2 separate regions of the Mus musculus genome follow, and region 2 is linked to region 1. Evidence: chromatin loops called from intact Hi-C (ENCODE). Cell type or tissue: gastrocnemius. All regions are shown on one strand. Each heading gives the region's core, and the rest is flanking DNA. Links, peaks and the distances in the headings are about the cores only. Region 1 overlaps Snx29 (sorting nexin 29). Region 2 holds the start of Cpped1 (calcineurin-like phosphoesterase domain containing 1).

Region 1 (15,052 bases), core at 4,786-12,785:
CTGGCCAGGTAGACGGGGCCAGGCGGGGAGGCAAGAATGTGAGCCAATCCCACACACACCTTCTTTCCCATTTGTCTCTGAAGAAAGGCCTTGCTGTGCATGGTGCCCAGGCAGGCCTCACACTTGGCATCCTCCTGCCTTGGTCTCCAAGTGCAGGGATTGCAAGCATGTGCCAGCACAGCTCATTCATACTTCTAGAAAACCAGAAAGGGAGTACCAAAGGAAGCTACAGTTGTGCATTTTCACCTGACGCACTTGTTTGAATGAGGGACACACATGCATGTGTGAGTCAGGAGGTTAACTGCTGGGTGTTTTCCCTTTCCTGCCCCTCAGTTTGCTCCCTGCTGTCTTAACCATAGCCAATCCCGGGATTCCGTGTGCACGAGGCAGATTTATGTACATATGAGTATTCTTCCCCTCTTCTTCACACTACATTCCAGGCAGGTTCTGGAGGGGTGTGCCCAGGGTTGCCATCTTCTTTCTAGTAGCTCCTGGTGTGTTCTGGCCTGACTGTATTAGGATTGGGTTAACCAGTCTGCTCGTAGTGGACAGTAAGGACATTTTGTCTTCTGTGATACTTCCCGGTGCATAACCTGAGTGTCTGCCACTGTGTTCCCACTTGAGTGTGTTTGCTGGAAGCGGTTCTGGACTTGCTGGTCAGAGTGCAGGCATGTGCAGGCTGTGTCCTTCACAGGTACTGAGCTGAATGGGCCCCACAGCATTGCGGTAAATGGTGCTGCTCCCAGCTCTTCTTGTGGGAGCAAGGTTTCGGGTCTTATAATATTACAGGAGAAAAATTAGGCTGGTGGGTCATTTTTCAAGAGCATTTCTATAATTATAAATGTTACTAAGCTTATTTTAAGAGGCACTAATTATTTTTTCTGTGATGTCATTTATATCTTATTAGATAAAACATGATGAATTAAAATTCCCACCTCCTATGAGAGCACCATTCTTTTTCCTGAGTGCATTCTCCTGTGGGCATGCATATCCCCTGCATGTGCGGCTGACTCCCCATCGTTCCTCATCTTGTCTCCCCTGCCACCTCTTACTGTAAGGCAGTTTGAGGTTAGCCGTTTGTGTAGACCTGTGTGTGGTATTTCATTGAACTAATGTAGCATATTAAATTGACCACACTAATTGGTCAGTTTAGCACTTGGACTGTTCCCAGTTTTCCCCATTTTCGGTGACGTGAGCAGCGTCTACTGTGACAAAACATCTATCTGACAGATGCCACTTAGGGAAGAACTAACATCACCACAGCAGACAGGAAGTGGTAATGTGGCTGCTGACATCACCACAGCAGACAGGAAGTGGTAATGTGGCTGCTGACATCACCACAGCAGACAGGAAGTGGTAATGTGGCTGCTGACATCACCGCAGCAGACAGAAAGCAGAGGGCTCACATTGGTACCAGAAATGTACCAAGACCCACTTCTTTTTCCTAGACTGTACTCTAAAGGTTCTATAACCTCCCCACACCTCCCACACCTGGGGACCCAGTACTAAACACGTGATCCTGTGGGGGACATTTCATGCTAAAACACTAACATTGGTGGTTCTTTGGGGTATGTCCAGAGGCTGTGTTCGGTGATGTGGCGTGAGTACTTTTCATGTTCCTGTAATTCAGCACAGTCCTGTGACCTCCTTTCTACATTCCATTCTTTGAGCTTCTTCTCTTTGCATCCTAACAACCTGTGGGCCATGACCCCTTTGGTGGGGCATTCTAACTACCCTTTTCACAGAGGTCAACTAAGACCATCAGAAAATACAGCCTTTTACATTATGATTCATAGTAGTGGTAAAATTACAGTTATGAAGTAGCAACAAAAATAATTTAATGTTGTGTGTGTATGGGGGTCACCACCTCCTGAGAAACTGTATCAAAGGGTCACAGCATTAGGAAGGCTGAGAAGCCCTGCTCTAGGACATCAGAGCCAGGTCAGAGGTAGTCAGAAGTAGAGTAATTAGTTCCTATTGTGCATTTCTTCACTGGTCTTCCATCTCACGTGACCTCACTGGAGCTCTGTGGTGTATCCTGGCTCGATGACTCAAGTCTTCAGAGACACTGGCTTTGAACATCGTAACAGGATAGGGCTATGGTCCCTTCATTGTGTTGGCTTGTGTTAGGAGTCAGCTTAGCCCTGGCTCCATTCCTGGAAATTGTGTTTCTGGGTGACTTGCTCAGCTTCTTCCTCACCTGTGTGGGAGAGGATGGTCCTATCCACTGACGTGGACAGAGGAGGAAGGCTGCTGGAGTCTTGAGACGATTGACAAGCTGCTGTGCGTGTTTTATATTGAGTGCTCTTTTTAGCTGTGGTAATCCCAGAGAACAATTTATGCTACACATGGGATAGAGACCGAGGTTTATAATGTGAAGTCTTCCCAGTTATGCAAGAACTGTTTCAGGCACTTGGAAGTTGGCAGTTTGCAGGTGGAAGGACATCTGTAGAACAGACAAATTCTTCAAAAAGAGAAAGTGGGAGAAACCCCCCTGAGCAGCTGGCCACACTGGCGGGCGAGTGGGTCTGCTCAGTCACTTGTTGCTTGGTAGCTAGAAGGGCTGTGTGCTACAGTCACCATGGGGGAGTGACTATCATAGGCTGAGGCTCATGTATGTGCTGGCCCCCTCTTCTAACCCCTGACCCCACTCTCCAGCTCAGGTGGCAAGATCTATAACACAGGTGGCTTAGTGGTTTAGGGTACAGTTTCTGGCATTGGACTTAGGGGCCAGCGTGTTAGTTAGGTGACCTTAGGTGAGCTCCTAACCTCTTTAAATGTCTTTATTTGTAAAATGGGAGAAAGAAAACTTGAATGAATTATCACATGGATAAAAAGAGACCATGAGAGACCATTTTTGCTTCAGAAAATATGCTTTGTATGAAGATAATACATGCTAACTACCATCACTTTTTATTAATTAGTTAACTGAAACCTTGTCTAATCAAAGGTGCATTCTAATAGCAACAGATGAAGGATGAAAAGCTAGGCTAGTCAGGCTCAGAAGAGCACAGTCTGTTCTAAGCACCCGATGAGAGTTCATGCGTGTGCGCACGTGTTTCACCAGCCTTGCGTGCTTGGTGGTGAAACAAACACACGCTGCAGATTTAGCATTTGCTTATTCCTTTTGCTCAAAGTTAATGACTTTCAGCTTCTGCTATGGCTCAACAAAGACCAAGGGCGTGTAACTTGTGCAGAGCTTTCCTGGGCCCGGCTGCCACTCACTCCTGATGGGCAGCACTATAATCAGGTGCAGTGAGGCTGTGTAAGTCACATCTCTAAATAATTCATTGACTTACTTCCAGCTGGGAGACAGATGTTAGAGAAGAGAAGACTACATTTACATGAGAAGTCCCTTTGAAGGAAGTCTCTGGTCTTGCGGAACAGGACAGAAATAACTGCCTCATAGTTCTAGAAGCTGGGAAGGCTAGGGTTGAGGGGCTGTACCTTCAGGGGCCTCCTGGCATGTCAGAATGCAATGGAAGCCATCACATCATGGAGAGTGGGAGGAAAGAGGCCGAGGAGCTGCTCTTGTAACAGACATGTTTAGTACTAAGCCGTGGTGGATGAGGGCGGAGCCCTTGTAACCTGATCAGTTCTTTAAAAAATTACTTAAATTTTTACGTGTCTCAATATTTTGCTTTTGTGTGTGTCTGTGCACCAAGTGTATTTCTAGTGCCAGTGGAGGTCAGAAGGCATTGGAGCCCTCGAACTTGAGTTCCTTTCCTCCCCATGGGTACTGGGACCTAAATTTGGGTCTTTTGGAAAAGCCGTAAGTAGCTGCTGTGCCATCTCGCCAGCCCCTGCCCAGTTCCTAAGGGCCACCTCTCAGCATTGCTACTGCATCAGGGATTGAGTCTCCCAATTAGAGAACAGGGTCAAAGTCATTGGGTCACTCTAAGGACAATTTTCTATCTCTGCTCATCATGCTAGCTGTCTCTTGTGTGATAAATCATCTCTTAATTTGGTCTCCAGAAACAGCAAGTGTTTAGAATTTTCCACGATTTCTGGGAGTGAGGTGTCTGCGAATGGATGGGGAGGGGTCTTTCAGGAGGTAGAAGTTGAGTTGCTGGCTAGAGTTGGTGTACTCAGGCTTGTCTCAGACTAGGGGCTGGTGTCTTCTGTCTGTCTGTCTGTCTGTCAATAAGAGGCCTAGGGTCCTTAATCTGAAGGTTTCTGTAGGCTGTTCAATGTGGCTCCCATAGAGAAAGAACATGCTCCAGGTGGAGGTCTCGAGGTTTCTGTCACCTTGGAGAGCACGCTGAGTTCTATAGATACACAGAACAGCCCGGCAGTGTGGGAAGCCATGACACTAGGGATGACTATCAGGATCAGAGTCAGTGGGGACCATTTCAAAAGCTGCCCACCACCATCTCCAGGTTTCAGCTTCCTCCTGATACTTCAGGGATCTCAAGAGAAGCAGGGCCAATAGGATGTCTGTACCTTTCCAGAAAACCACATGGTTTTCTGAGGTCCTGAGGTATTGATTTCATATGACTTGCGTGCCAGGGAGTTTACCTAACCTTGTCTGCAAGTGGCAGCCTGGGAAATCCAGTGATGTGGTCTGAAGGCCTGGGTCCAGGCTGACAGCTAGGAGCCCCAGGGCAGGAGAGGACCACCCCTGGCTCCAGAAGTCAGGCAGAGAGAGCATTGACCTTCCCTGGTTCCTTTGTTTTGTTTGGAGTCCTCAGTGCAAGGATGGCACCTGGTTGTCCTGATAAGGTCCCAGCCTGGTCCACTAATTCAGATGCTGGCTCTCCAGGAAACACCTCAAACACCCAGAATTGAGATTCAATCAGCTCCCTCAGCATCCATGACCCAGCCGGCTAGACCCTCACACTCCACCAGTGGCTCTTCCTCCTTCCTGGCTATTCATGCTAGTGTCACTCTGCTGCTTCATTCCTTGGCCACCATGATGGAGTCTAGCTAATGTGTGTGGCTGATGTGCTGAGAGCAAGGTTCAGCATTCTTGCCTGGACGAGAGGGAACCTGGGAGTTGGTGGGTCTTTGTTCCTTTGAGGAAAGATTCTAACCCAGTGCATGAATGCACACACAGTAGAAGGAGAGGGGTGCAGCTCTTCCTGAGGGTGGCACCTGAGCTGCTGAACCCAGCCTTTCTGAGCTACTTTTCACCTGCCAATCTTTGTTGCTTTATCCAGATTGTGTTGGCTTTCTCTCATTTTTACCATGTTCTAACGAAGGGTTCATGTTTGTATGTTAGGGGCAAACGGTGGACTGTGGTTTTTCTGGGCTTAAGTACATCTGTCATCCTCTTGACAGCCCAAGGGTGTGGACAAGCGTTCTGGTTGGTGCCTTGGCTGTTGATAGTTCTAGACTCTGGGTCTGACCTGGGTGTTGGAGTCCTTTCTTTGTCCAAAGCATCTTGAAGCCTTTGACACTGGCCTCCATTTGGAGGTCAGCTTCCTTGGGTGTGCCAGCCCTGCTTGGTCAGTATGTACCCTCTTGTTTATTGTTCCTGCTGGGCTGGTAGCCAGTGAGATCTTCACAATGATGTCTATGTGTGAGATTGAGGTCCTCATGGCACAACTTTTAGGGTGTGGGCCTATACAGGGAAGGCAAAACAGGGACCTCAGTGCCCTGCTCAGATCCTGTCTGGCATCTCTGTCTGTCGAGACTTTTGGCTTTCAATAAAAGCTCTAAATCTTATATTGTCTGTCAAGGCTCAAGCTCTGCCTTTTTCTGTTGGTTATCAGAGAACTATAGACTCTGCTTTCTGGGACAAGGTCATAGGGGATGTTCTGTCTTGACATGTATCTGCCAAGCACTTAGTCCAGTGGGCTGACCCTCTCTTTCTTTTGGCTCTGGCATATATCTATCAAAAGATACATATTTCTAAATCCAGGAGTAGTGGTGTATGCCTTTAATCCCAGCATTCAGGAGGCAGAGGCAGGTGGATCAGAGTTTGAGGCCAGCCTGGTCTACAGATCAAGTTCCAGGGCAGCCAGGTGAAGTGGAAACTTAAGGGTTCTTTGGAAAGTCACTTGTGTTGCTAAGGCAAACACATGAAGGAATGTTTCATTGAAGTGGACATAGGTGAAAGGCCAAGGCAGACTCATGAAGGAAAGTTATGCTGAAGCAGACACAGGAGAAAGGATGTTCTGCTAAAGTAATCCTGTTAAAGGACACATGATGAAAGATTCTTTGCTAACAACACGCATGTATTGGTCTGCCTTACATTGTATAGTTGAACTCCATTTGTCAGGACTCCATAGAGAGATATGCACCAAGCAACTTCTGGTGGTGTGCTGCGGCTTTTTGCCGCTTCTGCAGACTGATTGGCAGTGACTTTTGAGACAGATGCATGTGCTGAGGCAAGACCCGGGGAGGACACGGGATGTTTGGAGGGTATAAAAAGGACTCACTTGGTGGTCTCGCTTTGCTGATCTTCATTTCACTGAGATTGGCACAGCTGAGAACTTTTCCTGGCATTCCTGTTGGCCCTGGTGCCTCCTGCTGACTTGTGCAGAGGCTGAGGCCTGGCTGTCTCTGCTAGGTAGCGCCACTGCTGCTGATTTGTGTTTGTTATCTCGACGCTACCAACCTGGACTGCTGTATGTCTGTGAAGTGTTTGTGAGTAGAGCAAGCTGCTGCTGCTGACCTGTGAACTGAACTGCTATTTCTAGATAACACAGATGGGAGTTGCTCCAAAGAACCTTTCTAAACAGGTCCATAAGCCCGCCCCTCATATCCTTTCTTTCCCACTACCTCTGGTGAGTGGTGGGCTGTAAGAGAGGTTAAAGTGTTTAAGAACCATCATTAAAAAGGATTTGAAAGCATTAAAGTTACACAGGAGTGGCAGAAACTGACATTTTCCGGGTTCCAGCTCAGGTCTAACATATCTAATTTGGTCAAGGTAATTCCATCTCCTTCCAGCAAGATTGCTGCAGGGTTCCTAGACTGTTTCAGAAATGACATGTGGTCTAATTTTGCCATGGAGACAGGGGTGGGTCTTCAGAACTTTGGTGGGAGCTCATCTCTTGTCTGTTGGATGGCTCTCTCTTCTGGGTAACTTTCTGTTGGGGTATGAAGCCTAGAGCTGCCTTGGCCATTGTGTTCTCATGAGGGAAGACAGCATAGGGTGAGGGTATGCAGGCACTCAAATGAGGAGCGGTGGGCAAGAGAGCTGGGTTTCAGGATTCACTGGGATGCTGGGCCAACCTACTCTTTTTGTTTGTTTGTTTGTTTGTTTCAAGACAGGGTTTCTCTGTATAGCCCCAGCTGTCCTGGAACTCACTCTGTAGACCAGGCTGGCCTTGAACTCAGAAATCCACCTGCCTCTGCCTCCCAAGTGCTGGGATTAAAGGTGTGCGCCACCACCGCCCGGCTCCAACCTACTCTTGAAGGCCTCTCTGGACCTTCTCACAGTGTGGGCTGATGAATCCCCACTGCTCTTGAGATGAACTGGAGTTGGGTTTCTGTTTCTTGTCACTTTAAGAACATTCATCAGCAGAAGGTTGTGTCCAGCATCTCCTGACCTACCCAGGTAAGGGCTCTCCGTGGTGCTCATGCTCAGGCACCAGCATTGCACAACAGTTACTACTAGCAGTGACAATAGCGTACTGCCACCAAAGGCTCAAATTTAGGCCAGAGGCTTCCTCAGGAGGGGCATGCTCTTGTGCTCACCTGGTTTTTCTTACCGCTGACGTAATGCCTGGCTCAAATAGGTCTCAGTGAAGTTGGTCTGGTGAGGGAGGGAAGTGTTGTGGGGCTAGTGGTGGTGTGACCTGACCCAAGTTATCTCCAAGGAATGCCCACTGGGCTCTTCTTAGTTATAGCTCAGTTCTAGGGAGCTCTTGGACTTGCTTGTTACCTGTTCCAAGACTATTTTGCTCACCATTTGGGAAGTGAAGCTTTCTGGAAATCCCTTCTACTTTAGCTTTAGCTAGTGAGAGCATTCATGGATGACAGAAGCCCACTTAGAGGCCTCTGAAGAAGGGCAGTGGAGTGGCTAGGGAACTCCTGCTGTGAAGGAGACCTGTTTCTCCACATCTCTCTATCCTTTTTCTTGCAGTTGGCTTCATTATCAGGTTTGATCTTCTCTCATGGTGACTAGAGGATCTGTAACAGACCATGGCTGTGCTGTGCCCAGCCACTTCACCTCGTCTCCCCAGCAGCAGGCATCTCTTGCTCTCAGGCCCAGATCAACGCTCCCTGTATCCAGGAGGTGGCATCCTTTCCTTTCTGAACTGCAGGAGTGAGTGTGGGGCTGGAGAGGACTTCCCTAGATGGGCAGCAGTGACTGTAGACTTCCCATGGTGATTCCTCCCCATCCCATTTAGGTGCTTTAGATGTTCCAAATTAATGTATTAGTGGCGTTGGGCCGACAGCCCTCAGTGGAATCTGACAGGAGTGAGTACACTATGCTACCTCCTCTGGCTGCTTTCTGTGGTTTATGTCTCACAAACTGTGACCTCTAGTGACCTTGTTAGTCATCTATTTTGCCGTCTTTGGACTTCATGCTAGCAGATTTGCTGTTCCTTTTTTGTAAACATTCTTGGTGACACTCCTAATGTCCATAACTAATATAACATACATATAACACAAGTGATTTAGGAAGCTAGCTTATAGTTTATGTGAAAGAGAAATGAACAAGAAGCCATTCATAATAGAAGCAGACTCTGTTCTACATTGGTTAGGATAGTTCTGGGACAGAGTGAACCACAGATGCCAGCTCTCTGCTGGCAGGGCCAGCCTAGTCTCTCCAGGGCTGAGTGGGATGGTGACTGTTGCAGCCCAAAACAAACACACCCAGGCCGGGAGTCTGTCAGAGCAGGAACTTGTTTTATTGTAGCAGTCTTTCCTTTATATAGGGTTGAAGAAAGAGGTGGGGATTTTTGGTGAGGTGAGATGATGTAGAGGGCGGGGAAGGATGCCGTAGGGTATAGGGTGACTGACAGAGCCAATAAAGTTATTCTACATCAGTGGTAGCTAGGCAAAGGCAGGCTTAAGCAGAAAGTGCTGAGTCACTCCAGTACGGAAGTGAGCAAGACAGGTCTCTAAACTAGAGCAAAGACTCAGACTTCCTCACTAGGCCTCAGTATCTGGCGAATAAGGCCCAACCCACAGCTTATAAAGCACTTCCTGGTCCACAGCTTGCACATAGAGAGGGAGGACCAGAGTGGCTGTTTATAGCAAATACGGAATGAAAATGCAGAGTGCAGCAGACCCCAGAGGAGAAGGGCTGTCAGCATCTGTGAGAGGCGGCTCCAGGTTCAGATTCTACACCAGTCTCCTACAGATGGCCCTAGGAGGCCGAGCCAGCACTGTGTACTGCCCCAGCCTCTCAGAAGGAATGGTGTCTTCAGCCTACTCTACATTTTGGCCTGACTATGCCGCCAGGCATGCCTACTTATCCCACACCTGAAGGGGGCAGCATTGCCACCAAGAGAATCCCTGCCTCAGCCTTTTCCCTTGTCCTTTTTCTCAGGACCATTGGCAGAAACACTGCAGAATGTATGTTTAGTCATCCTCTTGACCTGATTCCCCACGTGATCTTCTGAGCACCTACTGTGTCCAGTCACCCTTCCCTCTGCCTCCCTCATTCAGGCTACTGGACGAGTCACTTGTCTGGTGTGATGAGCTGAGAGTCCCACCTTTGCTCCATGCTCAGCAGCAGCCCCAGGTCCCTAACTTGCAGCTGAGAGCAGGGGAATCCATGTATAAGTCGGGACTTGTGTGTTAGGCCCAAGCATCAGGATAGGCAAAGATCTGTCTCAGTGGAAACTGCTCACCTGTAGTCTGGTGCTGCCGGAGTTCTTCCAGGCTCTGTAGTTTACCTTGTTCATTTGTTAACTCTTCAAAGAGCAGCTGTTTTGTGGTAAGCTTTATCAGTTAGAAATGAACAGAGCATGGCTGCGTGAGCCTATGTGTTTAAATTGAAGAGGGGTGGGTGGGGTGGGATGGGGTGTATAGACACAGATGTTAAACATTTGGCTGAGTGATTCTGTGCGCCAGCCATGCTCAGGTGTAAGTGTGGCATGATGTGGGGCAGGGGTGGGATTAGTTTTGCGTCAGTTTACTTTAGTCTTTGGGTTTGTTTGGTTTTTGTTTTTGTTTTGGCAGAAGCTTGGTAGATAGCCCAGGTTGTTCTTGATGTTCTTGAACTTAGTGTATAACCTAGGCTGGCCTTGAACTCAGAGTCCCATTGCCTCAGCCTTGAAAATATTAGGATTACAAGAGTGTGCTACCATTGTCAGCTCTGTCTGAGGCTGGGGTAGAGGGAGGTGCCTCAGGCACCATTTAAGGAAATACTTATTTACATAGGAGCCTCTGTTCCCAGTGGATGTGGGATGGCAGATGGCCACTTAGTGCCTAATGCTTCTCCTTTGGAAAGCCAGGGTGAAACAGTCTTACTCTTATAGATTTTTTTGCAAGAGTTAATGCTGATAAGTGCCACCCAGAGGCCCCTGCAGGTATCCTTAGCCAGAGCTGGGACCATGGAAGTAATTTATTCCTACACCTCAAGGCTACAGTCACTTTTTGGAGTTCATCTGGCTTGGTGTTGCTCAGACATAACTAACGTTCTAATAAAGAATTCTCTGGGTTAAAGTGCTAACCATGCTGCTTAGCTCTGGCTGCACATTTCAGTCCCCAGGGGAAGCTTACAGAACTATTAGGCCCAGGCCACCTTCCAGACTAATTAAGTTAGGCTTTCTAGAGGCGAGACCCAGACTGCACAGGTCTGGTGCCCAGATGTTAATGTCCTGCCAGGTATTGGGTGATGGAAGTGCAGCAGGCTGAGCTGATGGTGGGCACTTCTGAGGTTCTGCAGGGGATGCAGAGGCTGCTGGTGACATCCAGGAAGGTGAAGGTGCTTGATATTTTTATTTCAGAACCAAATGGAGAGTCAATTTGTTACTGTTAGTTTCTTTTGGAAGTGTTGGCATTTTTCATTTTTGCTTAAGAGTTTATTTTCAAGTAAGCTGTAAACAACTTAAGGGATGACTTTGTTTACCGATCTGTATGTGAACTTAAGCCTAGGCCTGCTCATGCTTTGCCCGTCAACACGGATTGCGTGTTCACAGGTTAAAACTGCACATGTGTTTTCTGAGGTGGAATTCTTTTTAAGGCAGGTTCTTTCTTCCTATATGGTCTAGTCTGGTCTTTGATTGGGACCCCCCTGCCTTAGCTTCTCTAGTGCTAGCATGGCAGGGGTGTGCTGTCAGACTCAGCTAGAGCAGAATTCTGTCATCTCTGGCTAGTTGACACTTCTTAAGGAAGTTTTTATTTCTGTGTTTTCAAACATTACCCTGCAATTGTAAAAGCTGTGGACCAACCCCAAATGGGAGGAGGCCCAAATCCCATGGCCCAATGCAATCAATCACTGTCTTCATTGTTAGTCCATCAAGTCCATTTTCTAAGCTTAGTTTTTACACCTTTAGTTGTGTGTTGCAAGTTATGTGTCATGTGTTTTATATTTTCTTCTGTTTCTATGCAGATTTCAGATCATGTTTAAGTAGCCCTCGCCCCAGCAAATGAAGGCAAGTGTGACTGATAGTCTTTACGTGTGAGGACAGAAGAGTTCCTAAAGACACCCACTTGGGTACAGTCTCTGCTAGTGCTTTAGTTTTTATTTGGAGGGGACTGGCAAGATGGCTCAGGTGAAGGAGCTCCTTGTTGAGCCTGGAGACCTGAGTGTAATCCCTGGATCTCATGTGGTGGGGGAGAGTGAACGCCCACATGGTGTCCTCTGACCTCTACACATGCACTGTGGCACACGAGTCTTCACACACATGCACACAGATTATTGTTGATGAGGCATTTATGCCTTTAGGTTCAAACTCACTTTACAAAATCTGATCCAGTAGTGCACAGCAGCTTTGAAGGAAGTCAACCTTGTTTCTCTGAGTCTGTGCACAGGGGGTACTATGTCTGGACACACCTTTATTTATCACGATGTCACTTTCCTTCTTCCTGAGTTCTTACAGTGTATCACAAGCATACAGGCTTTTCTAAAGCCACTCCTTTATTAACTGCAGCTTGATTCCTAGAGTACAACTGCCATGGTAGAAGGTCTGAGCATTTCTGAAGACTCATGATTTGTGCTACAGTTTGGATGGAGTTTTCCCTGGAGGGGGATTTGGGATCCTCAGTATGGTGGTGTTGGGAGAGGATGTGGAGCCTCAGCGGGGCCTGCTGGGAGGTCCCTGCCTCACAGAGCTGCCCCTGAAGAGGTTAAGGGGGCTTTGGAGAGACTCCCTTCCAGCTCCATCTCTCCTGACACTTGTAGCAGGAAGCTACCCCAGAACTGTTGACTTGCTTTCAGATATGATCCCCCCTTTTTTATTTTTAGATTTATTTATTTTATGCATGTGAGTATACTGTAGCTGTATAGTGGTTGTCGGGAATTGAATTTTTTAGAACCTTTGCTCGATCTTGTTGGGCCGCTCCCTTAGACCCTGCTCTCTCCCGCCCAAAGATTTATTTATTATTATACATAAGTACACTGTAGCTGTCTTCAGATCACCAGAAGAGAGCATCAGATCTCATTACTGGTGGTTGTGAGCCACCATGTGGTTGCTGGGATTTGAACTCAGGACCTCAGTGCTCTTACCCACTAAGCCATCTCACCAGCCCCTAAGATATGATTTCTTAACCAGGCAATGCACATCTGTAATCCTAGCACCAGGAGGCTCAGGCAGGAAGATTTTAAATTCTAGGCTAGCCTGGGCTATATAGTAAGTTTGATCAAACCCGAGCTATGTGGCAAGATCCCCTCTGAAAACAACAAAATCAAAAATCAAGTTGAATGGTTGAAAGCATTTGCTGTGTCACCTCAGCACTATGTTGCAGCAGTGCAAAGCAAATTAATACAATCTCTTTGCAATAGAGTCTTACTGTAGAGAACAGAGCAGGCTGTGAGTGGGCCTAGTTCACTGTGATTGCTAAAGCTGTGTGGCATGTCACAGTGTTTGCAGTAGTTTCCAGCCATGTGATGCTGAGTCTGCATCCACTTCCATGAGACAGTAGGTGACTCCTGAAGCAAAGATCCTTGTGTCACAGTTCTCTGTCCCTCTGTGTCTTTTCTGTGTGTAATCTCAGGAGTGGGATGCCATAGTCAAGGCATATGGTTGTAGTGGAACAAGCTGTATACCTTTCTTAGCGCACTAAGTAGGACATACTCCGGCCTGTGCTGGTACTGCCTGCTTCGCCTCTGTTTCACTCCTGCTCGTGAGTTTTAGAAGGTGGAGTTTGGTGAGATTCCCTCTGAGAAAGGAAGGTGGAGAGGCCAAACACTTGAACATTGCCTCTAGATCTGAAAATGTGCAAGTTTCTTCTCAAACAAAAGAGGCAGTGAGGCTCAATGGTGAGGGTCAGTGTGGGCTTTCCAGGCACGTCTCCATGGGGAACGTGGAGCATAGCGTGGCGGGAGGAGGGCGGAACGCCTTAGGCATTGCCCAAGCAACCTCAGGCAGTAGAGAAAGCCACGGGGTGTTTGCTGATTCTAAACTGTTCTCTTAGATTCAGGCTTTGTTGAGGGAGTGGAATTCTGGAGAGTGAGCAGGAAGTTGTATCTGTGTGAGCGTCTGCCTTTGGAAGCATGTGCTTACATTATGTGTGTGACCATCAGACCTTAGTACCCAGTGCAGGTAGGTGTTCCCCACAAAAGCTGTACCACCGTCTAGGCAGTTCATCAAGATATGAGAAGCCTACAGCAATTCCAGGAGGAGTGGGAGAGTTGGATCTGAAGTGTCTCTTTGCCCACACAAAAGTGCGGAAGCAAGAAGAGATAAACTCACTGGAACCAGGAGATACGAGCCAGCCCTCACTAACAGGTTATGCTTGTTGTGCACGGGGGAGGGAAGCTTGGTCACTGTTCATTAGTGTTTCATTGGGATGCCTTTCCTAATGGGAAGTCGGGAAGATCTAGAGGGTAGAATTAAACTTACAGAGCAGTGTGGAGGGATAACAGAGAGCCTGAAAAGGTGACCCATTGGGAGAGATATTGCTGCTACGGAAACTGTGAGAACGAGGAGCTGGAGGTTTTTGCTGTTGTCCACTGGGCTCTGCCTCTGCCCAGAGAGAAGGCAACATATGCAGCCTGCCTATTCACAGAAAGTAATTTTTCAAATCTTTCCAGTACAGTTTGGCTCACAAGGTGGTAATTTCTGTGTCACTGACATGAAGCCTGGGTCTTAAATATAGTCAGCATGTGAGTGCCCTGCAGGCAGTGACAGTGGCAGTATGACATCACTGCCAAGCCACTTCTTGTTATTTTGGAGCCAGAGTGAGCAACAGGAAGCTTGGCGGAGGGGAGATATTTTTGGCCACAGCAGCCATGTGGTTTAAAGAGAGACAACTGTCAGGTCTAGTGCTCGGGAATTTTGCAGACTTTGTGTGCTGCTAAGTTTGTATTCACAGGTTTGCATGAAGTGGAGCGGAGGCTCAGACATACTAGACTTGGCTCTACGCTAGCAGCCCTCAGAGGGTGCGGCCTGCTTTCTTTGGCGCAGATGGACGTTTCTTCAGATGCTTTTTCTTTACAAGATTCAAACTTAACCTCACCGAATGCTCAGCTCCAAGGCCAAAATCAACTTGGAGGGCCCAGAAAACTGCCTGCCTGGCTTTAAAAGTCCCAGTGAGCTACTTGGGAATGACAGGGTGTGTGTGTGTGTGTGTGTGTGTGTATGCGTGTGCATCTAGATGGTTCAGCAGGTAAACTTGCTCATGGCTAAGCCTGATGACCTGTTGAGGAAATGCTAAGGAATAACTTGGGGCTTGAGGTGCCCTCTTTTCTCCTGTGGGCTTTGTAACTTTCTAGTTCCCAGAGATCTGTGGCAGCATCAGCTGAGAGAGAGGGTCTAGCACTTGCTGCTGTCTGTAATTTATGAACTTTACGTTCACCTCATACTGCAAAGGGACCATAGCAATCTAGTTCTTGAAAGCCCTCCCCATGTGCTCTATGGCACAGGCATGTATCTCTCTCTCTCTCTCTCTCTCTCTCTCTCTCTCTCTCTCTCACACACACACACACACACACATGCACATACAACATATAAAATAATCAGTGTAATTTAAAAGAAACTCACAC
Region 2 (15,052 bases), core at 2,642-10,641, 450 kb after region 1:
TGCTTATATAAAAAAGTCACACCAGGTCTATCTATACATTCAGGCCAAGACAGGTGCTTGGCCTGACCTAAAAAGGATGGGTAAATGTGTGCAGTTATGGTCTTCATGGGATGAAATGTTAAAATCTTCAGTGCATTCTTTCTGTTTTAAACTGTTTAACTATAGGTAGACAAGAAAGTAACAAAGGGAGCTTCCTAATAACTAGACCCTTCCTCTATGTCACAGAGACATCACCTCGAGGGGCTGGGAGGGGAGGTCAGTGGTTGAGCCCTTGCCTAGCATGCCTAAGGAGTGGGTTCCATCCTCAGCCGTGTAAACTGATTTCTTTAACTTACTTTATTACTGGGGAGGGCACCCATGTGCCACAGCACACCTAAGGAGGCCAGAGGACGATTTTTGCAAGTCAGTTCTTGCCTTGCATCTATTTCTGAGGCTGGTTCTCTTGCTTTTTCTGTGCAGTATGTTCCAGGATACCTGGCTGCCAAGCTGCGTGGTCTGCAATTCCCCTGGTTTTGTCTCCCATCTCGCTGTGGGAGTGCTGGGGGTACAGATGTATATTACAATATCCAGCTTTCTGTCTGTTCCAGAGATGGAGGTCCAGTCACCTGGCTTTCATGGTGAGTGCTTTTACCCAGTAAGTCATCTCACTGGGTCTCTATGAACTTAAAAGAGAAAGGACTGCTTGTCTTAAATAAGAGTTCTTACCGACCCAGAGAGAGCTGTCCCTAGTGAGACTATGCCGGGGCCTGGCAAACACAGAAGTGGATGCTCACAGTCAGCTATTGGATGGGTCACACGGCCCCCAATAGAGGAGCTAGAGAAAGTACCCAAGGAGCTAAAGGGATCTGCAACCCTATAGGTGGAACAACAATATGAACTACCCAGTACCCCCTGGAGCTCGTGTCTCTAGCTGCATATGTAGCAGAAGATGGCCTAGTCGGCCATCAGTGGAAAGAGAGGCCCATTGGACACGCAAACTTTATATGCCCCAGTACAGGGGAAAGCCAGGGCCAAGAAGTGGGAGTGGGTGGGTAGGGGAGTGGGTGGGGGAGCGGGTGGGGGACTTTTGGGATAGCATTGGAAATGTAAACGAAATAAATACCCAATTTTAAAAAAATTTAGCATTAGATTGATATAGCAGTTGATAACAGTAAAAAAAAAAAGAGTTCTTACCATAAAATATATTAAATACTGTCTTTGTGATCTGCAACTTAGGAAAAGAAATATTTTGTAGCTGTGACATGATTTTAAAAAAAAGCTGATCAGCTGCACTTCATCATAACCTAAAATCCATTTTGAAGACAGTATCTGTACATCATACATTCAGTAAGAAAGGAGCCTGGTCCAGAAATAAGAACTCTTTTGGCTCAACTATTAAAAAACAAACAAACAAACAACCCCACAATTTTAAAATAGCTAATGATCTTAGTAAGTATTTCTTCTGAGGTCTACCAGTGACCATTAAGTACATAGAAACCCAACACTATTTGTTATGGCTAATCAACTTCATTGGAGTTAGTGAATTACTGTGGAAACACCTCTGGGTGTGTCTATGAGGGTATTTCCAGAAAGGTTTTACTGACGAGGGAAGACCAACTCTGAATACAGACGACACCACTCAATGCACTGAACTGAAGAAGGGGGGAGAACCGAGTGCAGCATCCATTGTTCCTCTCTCTCTGCTTCCTGAATATGGGTGCAATACACCTCCTGCCTTGCCTTCAGCTGCCACAGCTGGGACCCCTCTGTCACCATGCCCCTGCCGTGAAGAACTATACCTCTGACTGTGAGCCAAAAGAAACGCTTCTTCCTCGGGTTACTCACAGGCACTGCTGCTCAGGAGGTAAAATAGCAGCACAGCTACTGCATGACCCAGAAATTCTAAACCTACAAAAAATTTTAAACACTTGTTCTGTTCATAGTAGCTACTCACTTAAACGGTGTCTTAATGAATACCCATCAAAATAAAAAGAATCCAAATATTTATCAGTGCATGGACACACAAATTTGGTTATTCCCACATTAGATGGGATGAAGCAAAGGAGACAAAGCCCTAGCTACTCGCTACAGTGCGGATGACTTCTGAAGCATTCCGAGGTGAAGCCAACCAGGAAAGGGCCACATATGACTCCATTCACAGGAACTGTCCAAATGAGACTTATCTGCACAGGAATGTAGTGGCACCCGTGACAAGTAGGAGTAGGGACACTTCCAGACTGCAGGTGGACAGAATACTGCGTTAAAGTCCTGCACGCCTGCATCACTCTGGAACATTATTGAAAGCAAGCTGTAAGCGCAATAGGAAAGAATGTTACAGTAAATAAGATCCCAATGAAGTGTTTAAACATAGAGACCCAGCAAGGTTCTGGTGGTACCCAGAAGTCATTCAGGCACTAGGGAAACTGAGGCAGGAGGTGTATTAGTTCCAGCCTCGGCTAGAGCCATTCTCAAATAAACTCATTTAAAAATTAGTTTTTTTTTTTTTAAAGTGTGCCCTTTTTAAACGTGCACATGTGCACTGTTGAGCAGTTCCCTTAGCTGGTAATTACAATGAGGAACAGTCCTCTTTACTCACAGGGACTATTATGAGGGAACGTCCTTTGGCCAATTGAATTTAGCTCTGTTATTTGATCAAAGCAAAACAAAGCAAAAATGACTTGTGAGTAGGCAGCTCTTAGAGCCAGCACTGAGAGCTCCAGCATTGGCCAAGCAGCACAGAAGTGAGTAACACAAGAAACAATTTAACTGGCTACAGTCACTTAGTCAATCAACAGTCACTGAGGTCCAGCTTCCCTGGTTAATTGCATACTGCTCAGTTATCACCACAGGGCCTTCCACAACCAACCAAAGCTCAGCTACTGGGATTAAACTCGGGATCGATTTCGGCTGTTGGGCCAAATCTGTCCACTCCCACAGCTTCTATTGAACAGATCCCTGATCAAATAAGGAAGAACTAATTTGTCCTAAATGAAAAGGCACAACTGAAGCGCTCACTTCATCTCCTGCCCTGTTACAACTGTTTAAGCTTGATTATTTCTACTGAGAGTCCACTTACTCTCACCAGTGAGAGGATTTACAGGGAAAACTGAGAAATGTTCAGAATTAACAAAAACCATCAGTTCCTACAAGGCAGCTGCAGAGGTGCAAAACGTTGAGAGAGACAATCTTTTATTTATTATTTTAAAAATGCACTCCTTTAAAATTTATTTTTATTTTTTATCTCTGTTCCTGTTTCCCTGTGTGAGTACACACCACATGTGTCTGGGTCCTGTGAAGAGGGTGTAGATCCCCCTGATCTACAGTTACAAGTGTTTGTAAGCCACCTGATTTGGATTCTAGGAATTGAAGCCGGGTTCTCCAGTAGAGTAGAAGTATTCTTAACTGCTGAGCCTCTCCAGTTCCCCAAACAATTCTTTAAAGAAAGCTACCCAAGAAGGTAGAAATATCCTGATAGGATAAAATAAGAACAAATAAGTTTAGGACCTTAGAACAATTAAATTCAATTTTATTATTTTGTGGGGTGACAGATGGCACTCACCTGGAGGTGAGAGGACAACCTATGGCAGTTAGTTGTCTAACATGTGGGTTCTGGTAATCAAAGTCAGGTTGTCAGCCTTGGTGGCAAACACCTTTACCCTCTGAGCCATGTCACCAGCCCTCAAATACAATTTTAAAAAGCACCTTTGTCCTGTGATTTCTCCCTTTCAGAATTCCTTCAGAACAGATGTGGCAAACCTCTGAGAAGGAAGTTACATGCTAGATGAAAAAGAATCTTAATTAGGATATGTGTCAAGGAACTATAATTATCAATTTGCCTAATTAAAATGAGTATCTGAACACGCCTTAAGAATGTGAGCCCTCATCAGCAGAGCAGAGCGGATTATGTTAACAAGGAAGGATGGCTGAAACTGAGACTCACTTATCAAACTCCTGGAGAAATTGGGGCTCTGTCGCTCAGGTAGCTAATTCCTGGGGATGAGTGCAATGTAAACCTGGGACAGCTGCTTGAGTTAACTGAACACCTCTGAAGGAGGTGTGAGATCTGTCTCTATAGACTCAGGCTCTACTTCCCACAGTAACTGACTGTCCTGGGGGCATCTCTGAGTACAACTATGTACATTTCTGTGGCATCTGATACCATGTTCCTCCACACACACACCTAAGCCTTCCTGCCAGGCTTTGGTGCCAAGGCTGGCTGCTGGTTTTTCAATAATTTCTGGCTGTTTCTGTTTTGGAATCTTCGCTGTATGCTGCACTCATTTGAATGGAAACACATGCTAAGGAACACAGCACAGACAATGCACAGGAACCATCCACAGGGTACATTGTTCCCTTCAGAATAATGTCTCCAGATCTTAAGGCAGCACTGTCTACTCCCACTGTGTGGCACACATCCCTGCCTCTCTAAATGACCAGTGTTCAGCATTCCAGACGGTATCTCAAATCCATTTCATTCATTTGATTCTATTCCTTATTCTGATGTCAGTCAATGCTCTCCCCCTCATCAAGCATGGACAGTACACACAGTCCCAACTCCTCCTACTGCAGTGGCCATTGGGTGCCAAGGATTCCTACTTCTGTGCCATGGCTCCATGCCTAGATTTGGAGTTTGAGGTCTGGGAATTTGTCACCCTTTTCTTCTCTATTCTTCCCAGCTTACTAGAGAGTGTAAATGAAACATGATATTTCTCAGACTGGAGAGAAGCTGATAGCAGGAAACTCTTCCAGTCTACTAGAGGGAATAAACAGTTACACCCCCCCTTTTTATTTTTTATTTATTTTTTTGTTTGTTTTTTGAGACAGGGTTTCTTTGAATGGCCCTGGCTGTCCTGGAACTCACTCTGTAGAACAGGCTGGCCTCGAACTCAGAAATCTGCCTGCCTCTGCCTCCCAAGTGCTGGGATTAAAGGTGTGTGCCACCACTTCTGGAAGGTAATATAGCTATACCTGGTAAATCTGGGGATGATTATACTCTATAACCCACATCCCTGCTCCAGAAGAAATTCTCCCATGTGTTTATAAAAGACAGTTGTACAAAAAGGCTTACTATAATACTGTTTACAAGAATGAAAAGCACGTAACTAAATGGTCATTGTATCAGTCAGGACCAAGGGAGGAATAGTAAATATACTAAAACTAAGAAAATGCCTGAGTCATTTTCAAAGGGATTATCTGGGATGAGATGAATATAAAGAGACTATGAGGAACATTAAGCAGCCAAAAGATAGAGCCACTGTCATTCAGATACCTCCATCTGGGAACAGAGTCTAAGAACATAAAGACTGTTGGGAGAAACAGGGCCTTCTAGGGAGGAATACAGTCTACAAAGGGGAACCCTGGAAGGGCATCAAGTGCAGGAATACACATTCAGGTGTTTGTTTCTCCTCCCCCTAATCTCCCGTGGGAGCTTCTGGTTGGCTGAGTGTCTTCTTGCCCAGCTCTCCTGCCAATCTAAGGATCAGGACAAAGAGTTCATTCCTGCAAGCAGTCGCTCCTAGAGCACTGTGGCAAAGAGAAATCTGGAGAAGCAAAGACAAGAAAGACACCAAGTTGGTAAAACTCAGCACATCCATTAACAAAACATACAGCACGAATGCGCAATCAATGGGATACTGTTCAGAAGGAAGGAAGGAAGGAGAACTACTTAGAATAGGAGGCATCTCAAAAACATGTAGGCTGGGAAAACAAACAAACAAAAACCTAAGACACATTAAAATCTGTAGAAAATGGCAACACTGCAGACTGGACTTTCCCCAGTCCACCATCAGTGGATTTTTGGCTGTGCGCACCTGTGCAGAACCTTGAACTGCAAGGAGGGGAAAAGAAACAAAGGCCTAGCAGAGAACTGTAGGATTGATCTTCTTTGGCTAGCTAGGCAGAGGTAAGTCTGAGGAAATGAACCTGAAAATAGGATGTGAAGGCTGAGAAGGTGCCAGACTTCCAAGTCCCACCAGGTGAGCAGAGGAGAGCAGGTGCCAAGGCCCTCCGGGTTTGGAACGGGCCTGATTCTTTTTTCAGAGCAGTTCAGGCAAATTAGAGGCTGGATAACAAGGCGAGCGTTCCTGTGATTCTAAGCCAAGTGCCAGAGAAGAATCAACCCCAAAGATCCAAAGGAAACACAGGGAAACAGGAACCAATCCGGTATCCTCTGAGTTGCTGGGGCCTATCATTTGCTTAACACCCAGCATGTGTTCCACACCCAAGGTTACAGAAATAGTCTGATGTGTTAACAACGCTCCCTTTGAGGCAAGACTGGGTCAGATTATCTAAGCCCAACTTCCAAGAACGCTACCTGGACCAGAATGCCTTCCCTTTCTACGGTTACAGTAAGCAACTGGATATAAAAACACTCTCACTACAATTGACAGCCCCTGACACACACAGCGCTTGTCAGCTGCCCCGCAGAAGCTTGCCAAGGAAGAGAGAAGACAGGCCCCGTAGCAGAGCCCAAGCAGTCATTCACTTCTCTGCCACCTCCGCCCCGCTTCTGTTTAGTTTGTTTGCTTTATTTTTTAAGTTTGTGGTTTGCAAGGTCAAGTCAAGGCCAGCGAAGCACCCAACACTGCGAGGGAGGAACAACTCCGACAACGGTCCCCGGTGCTGTGTGCAACCCACGAAGGGATCCGGATAGAAGTGAGCGCCCGCGACCGGAAGGTTCCCCTCGCGGAAGGTTCTGCAGCTCTGGAGTGCCCCCCTTCCCAGGCGAAGAGCCAAGCAGTACCTGAGGAAAACGCGTCCAGGGTCCTGCCCCGGGCTCTGTGGAAAACATCCGCCGCCTCCATAGCGGACATGGCGAGCGACTGGCCTTGCCTGGGCACGTTCTGTGAGAGGAGGGAGCGACTCCACACCACCCGGCAGCCCCGCCTGGAACAGCTTCTGGAACCTGCCCTCCAGGAGGGCCGGGCGGGGCGGGGCCGCTCTGGGTGCTGCTAGTACTGCCTGGGCAGAACACGGAGATTGCCACCCCTAGTGGGATCCTCCCGGGGTCAGGATCCAACTTTCACTGGAACAGACTGGGGGTTGAGGCTTTGAGGCCTGGAGTTGTCTTATGTAACACGCATCGGGCCGCTTCATAATTTGGGATTTCAGGTTAACAAGAATAGGAAAAAACAAAACAAAAACAAACAAACAAAAAAACCCAACAAAACCCACGTTTAGCTTAAATATATCTCATGCAGTATTTGGGAGATACTTAAGCAGTTATTTTTAAAATATTGTTTATCTGAAATTCCATTTCAATTTGATGTCCTAAGTTTTATGTTGCAACCCTTCCAAACTGCCCACCATAATCTCAAGAGTCTTTAAGGCATCTTGACTGCCTGGACATTGCCACTGTCATTCTGTCACTGTTGTTGCTGGGTAACAGGCATTGCCCGAAGTACTTTGTGTTTTGCTTGTTACCTCATTGACTGCACTTGTCAGATGGGGAAACTGACACTCAGAGAGAGACACAACTCCTGAAAGCTAAGAGCTGCAGGTGAGCAAGACAAAATCTATCCAACTCAAAAGCCGTTACACTGGACTACAACCCTCACACTTGGTAGCAATCCAGATTTCGAGGTGGAAAATGTTAAATTCAGATCTCCAAAAAGAGGATACATTTATTAAGCACTACAGGGGAATTCCTAGGATCTGCCAAGTTGCTAAATTTTCTTCTCAACAAGTGTAAGCCTGAAATGTTCGTATGGTTAACAGAGCTAGGATGATGTCCCATGACCTTGAACTAGAGTCAGATATAAGTCCTAGCAATTTAGGACAGAAATACAAATGAGCTTGTGTCTCAGCTACTTGGGTTTATCCTAATACTACCACTTACTTTAGGTATGATCTTAAAAATTAGTTGCTCTGCACCTCAGTTTTCCTACCTGTCAAATGAGAACAATAACAATACCTAGGGTTATTGGGTTGGTGAGAAAGTTAGATGATGTTGTAATTTGCACATAAGATGTCTCCCGTAGGCTCATGTTGGAAGTTGTCCCCAGCTAGTTGTGAACGAAAGAAAAAGAAATAAAAAGGAAGGGAAAGGATATGAATTCCCCCTAGGTGTGGTGGAGGAGAAAGCTTATCTGTGGGAGAGTGTAGCCAAAAGCTGAGACATCTGTGAAAATCTAATACTGGGCAAGGGGAAGGGGTAAGGAGAAGGAGGGAAGAAAAGAACCAGGTGCAGCAGCCAGGAGGCCAAAGGTACAAAAAGGCTGGGTAACAAAATGTCTGGACTATATAGGGAAGAGCCCCTGGGGGGGGGGGGAAGGGCAGCCCAGCCTCTGGGCTGGAGTGTTCAGGGTAAAGGGTGGGATATGCCAGCCATACCCTATATCAGGTAGGAACTGAGGCTGCTGGAAGAACCTGGAGGCCAGGTCCACTTTGATGTGCTAAACTGGCACCTCACCCATGTCCTGGGTTTAAAACTTAACAAATGGCAGTGGTTTGGGAGGTTCAGAGAACTTTAGAAGGTGATTCCAGGTTAAAGAATAAAGGTCTTTGGAAGGCGTGTCTTGGAGATAATCTTGTTCCTAAACACTTCCTGTGACAGTGTGCCGCTTGCCCTTCTTGAGGTGAGAAGCTCCTGTGCCATACATCTTTGTGATGTTTGGCTAAGTTCCTGTGCAAGCATCTGCAACATAAAAACCTTTCTCTGATCCGTTTCTGCCATAGTCGTGAACAAAGTAACAAGAGTTGATGGATTTGTATGTCAAACTGCTTAAAGTAACAGTTGCAGTGGCAAGTAGTAAGTATATTAGCCATGGTAATTATTAATCATCATACCTCTATTTGCCACATACAACCTGGACATGAGGAGGGATCTGACGAAATGGGCAAAGTGAAAGTGAATGGCTGAGAGCCAAAGCCCTGATACTTCCGAGGGACTCAGCCCTAGCCTACATCTCAGGCAGTAATTTTTGTATCCACAAGTCTCTCAACTCATTAAATATATGGATCTAGTTCTTTCTTTGCACAGCACCTTTGAAATGTGGTCTTCTAAATAGAAAACTGTTACCAGGAGTGGGGTGGGAGGAGAGGGGTAGATTTTAGAAGGGTGACAGTCACTAGCTGGTATGCCATCCCACCCCATGAGTGTCCTTATAGGGTAATAGACTTTTCTGTCCTCAGAATGTAGTTTGGGTAGTAGTGGAGCCAGCTCTTCCTCAAGGTGTCTGTGGCTAGAACCAATTGAAACATTCTAGAATGCAGATAAGAAGCTGAGGCCTGATGTACGGAAAAGTGCCTTGTCTAAGGTCAGCAGTATTCTTGGTGAGGCTCTGTGATGTTATGTCACTTTAGTAGGCTATAGGGCCAGGTCAAGCTTTGCTCTGATTACTTCTGAATCGATGATTTTCCATGAGTTTTTATTTGCACTTTTACTTTCCATAGTGTGGCAGACCTTGTATTAGTTACTGTCTTAGTCAGTGTTCTATTGCTGTGAAGAGACACCATTACCACAGCAACTCTTACAAAGGCAAACATTTAATAGGGACTTGCTTACAGTCTCAGAAGTTTAGTCCATTATCTTCATGGCAATGATCGTGGCAGCACACAGGCAGACATGGTGCTGGAAAAGTAGCTGAGAGTCTTATATCCAGATCTATAGGCAGCAGGAAGAGAGAAAGACAATGGGCCTGCCTTGAGCTTTTGGAAGCCCAGAGCCCACCCTCATTGACACACTTCGCCGACAATGCTACACCTACTCCAACAAGGTTACACCTCATAATTCCTGTCAGATAGCGTCACTTCCTGATGACCAAACATTCAAATATATGAGCCTATGGGGCCATTCCCATTCAAGCCAGCACAGTTGCTTTCTCCTTGCTCTTGATGGCGCTGTTTGGGTGGCTTAGGAGATGCAGCCTTGCTCAAGGGAGTATAGCACTGGAGACAGCCTTAGAGAGTTTAAAGTCTTGCACTATTCTGAGGTTGCTATGCTTCCTGCTTGCCATTCCAGATGTGAGCTCACAGCTGTTCCTGCCATGGTGCCTGCTTCATGCTGCCATGATGTCCCTTGGGAATTGTAAGCTCAGATAAGTTCTTTCTTCTATAAGTTGCTCCTGGTCATGGTGTTTTATCACAACAGAAAAGTGACTAATAGACCAGACAAGAAGCAATTTAAATTAAAAAAACTGTATGTTTGACTCACAATCTGAGGCGGGGAAAGCATGGCTGCAGGAGATGAGGCAGCTGGCCACAGCATCTGCAGTCAGGACACAGAGAGATGAGTGTCCATCTTCCTCATTCAGTCGAAGCCCCGGATGGCCATGTGTAGCATTCGCTCAGTTCTGCCTTCTCACCTCAGTTGGCATCTCATCAGAGAACCCCTCACAGACATGCCCAGATGCTGGTCCAGCATGGCTGCGTAAGGGGATGTGTGACACAATTCCTGCCCCTGCAACAATGACAGGGCTGATGGTTGCTGTTGCCCTGAAGCTGATCTGCTGTCTCTTCTATTTTACACTCAATCTCTCTTTCTGGGCAATGTACTTCCCTCATTGCTCAGAGCTAATGACTGCACAATAAATGAACAGACATGGATCTCAGAAGTGAGGACTGGAGGTTGTCACGAGGCTGTGGAGGATGGGGAACAGGCCTTCGCTTGGCCTTTAGGGCCATGGAAAAGTATCTAGACAATATAACCACAGAGGCCATAAAAGCCTACATGGCCCTTTGAAGAAATTGCTCATTTAGAGACTTGGCCTTGAACTTGAAATTATGAGGAGATACCTGAACATTCTGATCCAATGACTGTTGCATTAATTAGCCAGGGTGAATCTGAGGATATCAAGGACAGAGAGCTAAAATGTTCTCAAGAAGAAAAGACATGAATAGGAAAAGAAGGAATCTATAGATAACAAGCAACGATGATGGGTTTATCTTAAAGGAGGAAGGTGTGTATGTGATCTAGAGAGGAATAGTCTTCGGAGCGTGCATGAGGCCATGGAGTTGTCGGGACAAGAAAACAAAGATCAGAGAATTAAAAGATGATGGACTGTGTTCTCCTAGCTACTTGAAGGATTGAAGACAGCAATGCCTACTTTACTTGCAGACATTTTAACATTTTGTAAGAAATTGTTTTAACCTTAGTAGTCTGTCACCTTTTTGTTCTTACATGAAAATAGTGACTAAAGACTGCTGTTTGCCGTGCCAGGAAAACATAAGAGCTGTGCCCAGCACTCATGAAGACAGACCGTAAAAACCATAAAGAAATGTGCTTTTGCTTTGTGTTTAGTTTCCGTTTTAAGGAGTCAGAGGTTAGAACTAATGATCCTGGATTCATAGAATTTATGAAATTTAAGGACTTTTAAAAAAATATTAACAATGTTGATGATCTTGCTTTAGTAAATAAAAAAACTGTTCAGGCTGTCTGGTCCAGAGAAGCCAAAAAAATGAAAAGGAAGAAGGAAAAAGAATGATGAGAAGAAGGAAAAAGAGGGAGAAAGGAAAAAGGGAAGAATGGTGAGAGTCCTCGGGAACAGAGAGAGCACCTGAACTGACAGTTGCATCCACTACTGACTCGGATCTTTATTGAACCACTGCCACTCCCATTCCCGCTTTCCTGGGACCCTCCTCATGCTGAGGCTGGACCTCCACACCCAATTGCTTCTTTCCTACACAGTTCTGAATTCTATCAATTTGGCAATCAGTATCAACCATCATAGGTCTCATTCAGACAGCTGAGGGGCTGGATGGAGAAGAAACTGACCTCTTCCTGGGCAAGAGGACCTCAGCCTAGTGAACTTAGAGAGTCACCACTGCTCATCCTGTAGCCTTCCGTGCTTGTCCTGGGGTCCTAAGCCTGCCAGTTCACAATGTCGATTTTAGACCTGCTAGCTTCCAGAATCACATGGGCAATTTCCTTCAGATAAGCCATTCTATGGATATAGGCATGTGCTATTGATTCTGTTGCTTTCAGTAAAGACCATAAGAGAGTTTTCTTCTAAAATTTCCAAACCCCACAGTTGGGAGCATAGTTCAAGGTGGTGTTGTCTGGAATGAAGGACAATATTCTCAACGCAAGTGTGCCTCTTCAGTGCTCTGGGTTCAAATGTCTCTCACCTTTACTCAGTCCTGACTTGCACATGGGGGTGTTTGGGGATAGGGAAAGAGGGGAGTCCAGAAAAGGCACAAGGTTTTCACTTTTGCAAACTTGGTCTCTGCCATGTTTGTGTGTGCACGTGTGTATATTCCTGTTTGTGTTCATGTACATGATGTGTTTGCATGTGTGGCCAGAGGACAACAGTTGTGTCATTCCTCGGGGACTTTCCCACTCTTTTTTTTTTAAACTGGGCCTCTCACTGGTCTGGAGCTCATCAAGTAGGCTATCTTGCTATCTGTCTAGGGAACCTCGGGGATTCACCTGTCTGTGGTTCTCCAGTACACACAGCACTAGGGCAGCATTTTTTTATGCCTGTTCTGGGATTGAATTCAGAGTTTCATGCTTGTGAAGCAATTCATTAAGCCATTTTCCCAGCCCCTGAGATTGTTTTTGTTATTGTTATTTGTTTGTTTTTGTTTTTCTATTTGTATGTTTTAAGGGAAAAGCAAACTGGTAGTTTTTTTTAGAACTGGAAATGTCTTTGTTCATGAAAGCGGACGCACCAACAACAAGATGAGAACTCATTGTTTTGTTTGGCTTTGCTGTTTTGAGATCTCAGTGTGAGGCATGGGCTGGCCTTTTATCTCCAGAGTGCTAAGATTACAGGCATATGCCACCATGCCTAGCTTACTTTTAATGTATCATTTCAGTGATAATGTTAATGGGTTGATAGTAATATCACTTTCCCTCTCGTTAGATAAATATTTGAGAACTTCCAAGCTAGACCTGTACTCTTCAGCAGTAATGTGAGTTCCTGTCCTTGCACCATTTAGCATCTCTATAACCTTCTTCAGAGATTGTTAGCTTATCTGTTCTTTGTTATAGGAAAGAAAACTATTTTAGGTGTCATAATATATGATTTTTCTTTATAAGTACCTACTAAGATATTTTATGCATATTTTCTCATTTTATTACCAAAACAAAATAAATTTTCACTCCTTTTTAAAGTTGAGTTCATAGAGCTGGAGGTAATTTACCTGATGTCAGCCATCATTCCCAAGATGGCAGAGCTGAAAGTTCTCTTCCTGTTTCCTGCCCTTTGGTGTCAGTTTCCACACTGCCACTCTTTAAAATCTTTCCAGGCTAACTTCTTTTCTTGTCTACATTTTACTAGATTCCTGAGTTCAATTAATTCTCTCTCTCAGCCTCTCAAGCACTAGGAATACAGGTATTTATCACCCATGCCATAATGAGTTTTTAAAGTCTTGTCTTTGTGAATGTGTCCATTTGACATCCCTGTTTAATTATCAAACAGCAGTTGTCTTACTTCTGGGCTGCAGAGTCACAGAACCTGACGTTCAGATCACCTGACCACATTTATTCTTCTTGCCGTAGGCACTGTGAATGGAGACAAGGTCATTAATTACAAAGCCTTCTGCTTATCTCACCTGTAAACTAGCACTTGTCATGTTTAAGTACAGAGTTGCTTGGAGATTTGGTGACATGGTGTACTTAAGACATATATCATTATATCTAGTAATTGTTCAATAAATGGTTTGTTGTGGTTGCTGATCTGAAAGTCACCAATGGCCTTTTAGCAGGGTACAGTCTGCAGGCCCCCTGGGCAGAGAGGCGGGCAGGATGCTGACCTTTTTCATCCAGTAGCTTGAATGTAATCAGTCTATGTGGGTTTCCGCTCATCCACCTATCTCCACTTCTAGCTCTGCACTGTGCAACACTCCCTTGTGCATTACCTTCTAAGGATAACCACAAGGGCTTCTGAATACTTCCCAATGCTTTGTTTTGTTTGTTTGTTTTTTTAACCATAAGTAGTAACTATATCCACCTAAGGTACATCTTAGTATTTTTACACTTATTGAGTTTGGTGATATCAAAGTCCTGTCTCCTTTCTCAGTGAGAATAAAGAAAAAAACATTTTCACTTTAAACCAGTCCTCTCAATTCATGTACATGTCAGATGTACAGTTTCAGCTCTTTGTAGAGATACAAGCTCCCAGGGAGCATAGAACATAGTAAGAATTGGGAACACACCACCATAGCACTAAAATCACTTAGTCAATACTGGAGAAATCAAATTGAGGTTTTTTTCTTGATTAAACTTACTGATGTTTACCATCCTGAGGCAGAGAGCAATGCCTGCCTCAAAGGTCATCAATTCCATTATAAGGACCCCAGTGAGAATACTTTAACTAAACTCAAGTCCAAGTAATTATTTTAAGGTTATTAATAGGTTCAGAGACTTTGAAGGGGACACAAATAAAAACATAACCACAACCACGAGGGTAGAATAAATCCCTCACTGAACTCCAAGAGAGCACAAATATCCTAATGAAAATAAGAAAGATATACACAAAGGATAAAAAGGCTGAGAAAGAAATTAGGGAAACGACACCCTTCACAATAGCCACAAAAAATATAAAGAATCTTGGTGTAACTCAAACCAAACAAGTGAAAGATCTGTATAACAAGAACTTCAAGTCTCTGAAGAAAGAAATCGAAGAAGATCTCAGAAGATGGAAAGATCTCCCATGTTCATAGATTGGCAGGATTAATATAGTAAAAATGGCCATCTTGCCAAAAGCAATCTACAGATTAGATGCAATCCCCATCAAAATTCCAACTCAGTTCTTCATATAATTGGAAAGCAATTCCGAAATTCATTTGGAATAACAAAAACCCAGGATAGCAAAAACTATTCTCAATAATAAAAGAACTTCTGGGGAATCAGCATCCCAGACCTCAAGCTGTACTACAGAGCAACTGTGTTAAAAACTGCATGGTATTGTTACAGTGCCAGGTAGGTAAATAAATGGAATAGAATTGAAGACACAGAAATGAACCCACACACGTATGGTCTCTTGATATTTGAAAAAAGAGCTAAAACCATCCAGTGGAAAAAAGACAGCATTTTCAACAAGTGGTGCTTGTTCAACTGGTGGTTAGCATGTAGAAGAATGCTCTCTCTATACAAAGCTCAAGTCCAAGTGGATCAAGGACCTCCACATAA

What was found. Peaks named below come from ENCODE experiments on the same cell type or tissue, not always from the same donor. Only the 100,000 strongest peaks of a DNase experiment are listed, where the experiment ranks them.
Region 2: it touches region 1 in a loop (2.0-fold over the local background); 6 of 42 quality-filtered maps call a loop at or near these places.

Annotation. Positions count from the first base shown.
Region 1 is chr16:11,447,501-11,462,552 of GRCm38, forward strand. It overlaps Snx29 (sorting nexin 29), which reads left to right. Exons shown (of 21, transcript NM_028964.4): 13 at 1-8. Among named protein-coding and RNA genes, the nearest start is that of Gm32100, 130 kb to the right of the region's middle. In gastrocnemius, for the core only: a CTCF peak has its summit at 8,196 (motif pointing right); no DNase peak of the experiment used is centred there; H3K27ac peaks cover 1,913 bases.
Region 2 is chr16:11,902,545-11,917,596 of GRCm38, forward strand. It overlaps Cpped1 (calcineurin-like phosphoesterase domain containing 1), which reads right to left and starts at 6,879. Exons shown (of 4, transcript NM_146067.3): 1 at 6,722-6,879. The coding sequence starts at 6,791. It overlaps Gm9961 (predicted gene 9961), which reads left to right. Exons shown (of 3, transcript NR_033509.1): 2 at 460-617. In gastrocnemius, for the core only: a CTCF peak has its summit at 6,933; DNase peaks (open chromatin) are centred at 4,554, 5,398, 5,980 and 6,750; H3K4me3 peaks cover 2,194 bases; H3K27ac peaks cover 2,436 bases.